2 separate regions of the Homo sapiens genome follow, and region 2 is linked to region 1. Evidence: chromatin loops called from intact Hi-C (ENCODE). Cell type or tissue: natural killer cell. All regions are shown on one strand. Region 1 overlaps IL23R (interleukin 23 receptor). Region 2 overlaps IL12RB2 (interleukin 12 receptor subunit beta 2).

Region 1 (2,500 bases):
GCTAAACTTGCCCTAAATTGTGGAAATTAAACCGCAGGCAGACATCTTATCTGATGTAAGAAATCTTCTTAGCTTGTCCACATCCTCAGGAAACATAACCAAACCTCAATGCCCAAATACTTTACTATTTATCCTTTGGGGGTGGGAGTTGGGTAGAGAGACTATACAATTTCTTTGGAGGGCAAATAAGCAACTTTCACAGTTACAGAAAAAGCTTAGTTGTTAATTTAAGCCAGAGGAAAAAAAAGGAAGCAAAATAAACATTGTCTCTGTTAAAAAACAAAATTTCAGCAAATTTAGTTTTTAGATCTGATAGGTTTTTATGTGTGATTCATGAATCGGCAGCATCTCTTTCTAAAAAACTGATATGTGCTCTGAGTGTCCTGGAGGTGTTTAAGTTACTATAGTGATATGGGCTGGCTTGTATAATTATATACTTAGTTTTGGCTCTACTATTCTAACAGAACAGTTGGTTTTTGTAAGGTAGGAACAAGAAATAGAAATTTTTATAAAAACTACCAGATTGGTTAACATTGTTACTTCAGGTTATTTTCCTTGTAATGGTTAAAGCAGAGGGGATTTCCTTATCATCCCTGCTCAGGTTGACTGGGCTCTTTCTACGTGGTTGCTGTGAATTTTCTGTTTTCAGGAAAAACTAGTCTGTGGGAGTTTTACCTGCTTCCTTAAAGTTTCAGCTTGGTTATATGTCACTTAACAGGAGTGACTTCATTTTGGTTTGGTATGTGGGGGCCTAGTGCAGGAGCTCAGTCCAAAACAATGGTCTCCTATACATTTTATTTAACACCACCTTCCGTGTGTTGCAGTTTGTATAACTGATTACTCCCAAAAGCCCTCCCAAGTGTTGGCTGGGGGGCCTCTGTCCCCAAACCCAACACCAGGCAATGTAGAAGGTAAGAGAATGGACTTTGTTCCTCTTCCAGGACAGCCTAATAGAAATACATTCTCTGCCGATGGCTGCTTAGAAAGAACATCACTCTTTCCACTTATTTAACTTTTGAGTTTGTGAATTGTAACTCCTTACATAGGCCTCTGGTTATGAGTGTAAAAATGTAACTGCCAGGTGAGAATTTACTCAAACCCCTGGATTCAAGCTGAATGTCTTCTTGAGCTCTACATTCTTAGCAAACAAAACTTCCTATTTAAGTAGGTCAAAAAAGGGTTTTTGAGGGTTTTGTGGCATTCTAGAAATCACATTGCTTTCACTGGACCACTTTGATCACAGGATATTTGTCATGTGAGATTTATTATGTCAACTTATCATCACTGCTTTGAACAAAATGATTATATGTATTTTTTTAGACTAGAGACAAATTGTAAAAGACAAGATAAATGAGTCATTGCTTTCCTTGAAAAGCTATCCAAATATATTTTAAAGTGCTGTGCTTTAATGTATAATTTGTGAAATATAAACCATATTATCACAATTTCCATTTTTAGCCACAATCCTAGACACTTCTTAGATTCTTATCTAAGACTAAATGCACACATATTATGGGAAATTTGTTCTAATCAGGCCACACCAATCATGGGATAAAATACAAGATGTCTTTATTCATTTAAAAATACCAAATTAAACCATGCACAGTCATGTTTCCACTTAATCATTTGTTTAAAATTTTAAATATCTTTGACTTTTTAAATTTTAACTTTTGGACTTTATTTACAATGATGAAAGCACATTTGTTATTCAATAAAAGCCTCTGAATATTTGTTTCTAACATTGCTATTAAGTATGATTACGGAACAATTAGGCTGGCCTGTGCCCTGCTTGAGTAAGAAATTATAGAGTGATCTTTGCCAGAAGCATTGCATCTCTCTCCATTTTAATCCTTCATGTTATTATCTTAATCAAGCCAATCAATTCATGGAATAAACTTTATTGAGTGGTTACTATGCACCAAAAATGTGTTAAATGCTAGAAGTACAAAGAAGAGGAAATCACGGACTGTTTTCAAGAAGTTCTCAGTAGAAAGGGATCCTTGGCTAGACTCTGAATTAACAAGAAACCTGGCCTGTGATTCCTGAGTGTCCCAATAATAGGGGAGGGGTGGGATTGGCAAGAAAGAGCAAAAACATAAGCCCCCTTTTGTATACCTCAGAGTATTCTCTAGTATCTAGTTGTATAGCCAGGTTTTGTTCTTGGATATTGAATAACCTGGCAATGAGGCCTAACAACAACTTGATGTTATTATCATAAGCATACTCACAGGCCCATCTTTACATTGCTTCATGTTAACAAACACTTATTTGCATGTGTGTGTATAGTCATCTTTTTGATCTTTTGCAAAGTTAATTGACCACCAGACATTTGTAACCCCAAGAATTCACTTCATGTAGATGCCGTGGAGTAACACAGCCCAAACAATCTGATAGCCAAATCAATGGCACTCTGTATCTGAAACCAGAGGAAAAAATAACTTCAGCACAAATCATTGTAATCAATGAGGGACCACAACTCAAACTCCAAAATGATTTAAAT
Region 2 (2,500 bases), 160 kb after region 1:
TGCTTTAAGCAGCAGTGATTTTACACCCCTGGTCATGAAATGTTACACTTTTTAGAGACTCATGCAGATTCAACTAATGATTTCTCTCCCATGAAGGTATACATTGCAGGTAGGCACCATTAACATTTCAGTTTACTTGCAATTTACCTTGTGAAAAGAATATAATTCTAGAATTTGATTCTTAGCTCTGTAATAATCTGTTAGGTTGTGGATTTTTAATGAGTCAGTGAGTGTCCCCTTTAGATTTCTTACCAATATGTAATTAACTGAAGACATGTACTGCTGTGGTACAAGTCAACTGGCTTTGACACTGAGCACACCCGGGTTTCCAAACCCTGATTTTACAAATGTCTGGATTATCTAGTTTGTGGAGTAGTCAGGTCTTGGTCAATGTAGTGAACTGTAATGGGAAAAGCAGGGTCTTCGGGGAAAGCAAGACCTGGGTCCAGTCCTCAGCTTTGCCATTTACCAGACCCAGGTCTTTTGTAAATCATTTAACTTTTGCCAGCCTCCTTGTCCTCAGCTGTAAAGCAGATGTAATCATATGCACCCTTGCGTTGTGTGAGGGTTAAACGAGATGATGTATATAGTGTCCGGACACCACCTGACAGTAGGTGGTTAGTGAACGTCATATCCCCTTTCCTTTGTTGCCTGTGCTTTTTTTCTTTTTGCATCTAAGCTAGCAGATAGAAGTCCCAGGTTTGATTCCTGGGCCACTCTTCATATTCCTGGAGAATTAAGAGCATTTTCAAAATGTTTTACATAAGTGTTGCTTACCTCTAAGTCCTCACTGCAAAGGTAAATACTACTGCAAAGGAGAGAAAAGAAAAGAAGTGAATGTTTAGAAAAAAACAAAAAAGAAAGTAGAGCAAGAAAGGCAGGAAAAGGAAGTAATGAAGGAGAGGATAGAACAAAAAGAAGGCCCAACTGATGGGGGATGGAAGTATCGCAGAGAAACCATTAGCTTTCTCAGAGCCAGGCACCTGCACGGTGCAGAGCCAAGGCTATGGGCTCTGGGATAAAACGGATTTGTGTTCAAAGCCTGGCATCTCTGATGATTAGTTCTGGGACCTTAAGCAAGTTCCTTAACCTTTCAGCACTTCAGTTTTCAAATGCGGGAAACAGCAAGAGCTACACTTGCTGAGCACTCACCATGTGTCAGCACGCTCCACTGAAATTCCCACTCCACCCTGTGTGATATGTGGAATTATCACCCTCATCTGACAGATGAGGGAGCTAGCCGAAGGATGTGGTTAGCATTTGTTCAAAGTCACAGAGCTGGGCTTACCCCGCAGACCTGGCTCTGAAGCTCACACTGACTACTGCAGGAGGAGGGGAGATGGAGCTGTGGATGGGCCCACACAGCACCTGCCCTCTACATGTGGGTACTTACGCTCCCTTTCTTTCTCTTTTGCTCTTCTCTTATCTCCTGTTATCCAGGTGGTGGGACTTAATTTTCTAGAAATTTCCATCTGGTTAGATGGAACTTTCTAACCTAGGAAAAAACCCCAGCGCAGCCTCCCCTCAAATACACTCTAAGTTTCACTGTTGAGGAAATTAGCTTGGTGCAGCTGAAGCCTGTTTTCAGGAGTTGTTTCTGCTGGTTCCACTCCTGGCTGTAAATCAAAACAAATCTAAGTGACTTGATGGTAGAGGAAACAAAATGACTTCACTCACTCACGTGAGCATGAACTCATGCACACACACACTCACACTTACACATACAGGAGTTGATTATTTAGTCTCTTTGCAAGTATGTTTGGTTGAAATTAAGTTGGGCCATATTTGACCATTGTCTTACAGATTGGTGGTTATTTATTTAATCAGTTCAGCCTGTGTTTTGGCATTAAATAGATAATATCACATGATTTGTTCATTCATTACTTAACAATTATTAGGAGCCTATTATATTCTAAGTGCTGCGCTGGGTATGTGGCATATTAAATGAGATAGGACTTCCCTTTAAGTACATCATTGTCTAATGATCACACACCAAATAATTGTACTATACCATGATAAGTCTAGGAATGGAGATGAACACAAGGTTTGTCATTTATATTAGTGTATTTTTACAAGACCAAAAAGTGTTTTTCTATATGAGTTGTATCTTCTCTGTTGAGAATTCTTTCTGCATTCTAGTAAAAAAAAAAAAAAAAGAAAAGAAAAGAAAAGAAAAGAACCACATATACTTTATTTTTATTTTTTTGCTCTGTCTTATGGTGCTAAAGCCACATGTACTTTCCTTGGGTTATTTTAATAACACATGTTTTAAGAGTAAGTTAAGGCCGGGTGCAGTGGCTCATGCCTATGTAATCCCGGCACTTTGGGAGGCCAAGGTGGGTGGATCTCTTGAGCTCAGGAGTTCAAGACCAGCCGGGGCAACATGATGAAAGCCTGTCTGTATAAAAAATACAGAAATTAGCCAGGCGTGGTGGTACGCACCTGTAGTCCCAGCTATGTGGGAGGCTGAGGCAGGAGGATTGCTTGAGCCTGGGAGGTG

The links. A loop is a pair of places that touch in the nucleus more often than their neighbours do. Peaks named below come from ENCODE experiments on the same cell type or tissue, not always from the same donor. Only the 100,000 strongest peaks of a DNase experiment are listed, where the experiment ranks them.
Region 2: it touches region 1 in a loop (3-fold over the local background); 3 of 110 quality-filtered maps call a loop at or near these places.

What each region holds. Positions count from the first base shown.
Region 1 is chr1:67,171,009-67,173,508 of GRCh38, forward strand. All of the region lies in intron 3 of IL23R (interleukin 23 receptor), which reads left to right. Among named protein-coding and RNA genes, the nearest start is that of IL23R, 5.8 kb to the left of the region's middle. In natural killer cell, no CTCF peak of the experiment used is centred here; DNase peaks (open chromatin) are centred at 63, 623 and 1,203; H3K27ac peaks cover 1,466 bases.
Region 2 is chr1:67,335,762-67,338,261 of GRCh38, forward strand. All of the region lies in intron 8 of IL12RB2 (interleukin 12 receptor subunit beta 2), which reads left to right. Among named protein-coding and RNA genes, the nearest start is that of IL12RB2, 29 kb to the left of the region's middle. In natural killer cell, no CTCF peak of the experiment used is centred here; DNase peaks (open chromatin) are centred at 610, 1,270 and 1,640; H3K27ac peaks cover 1,550 bases.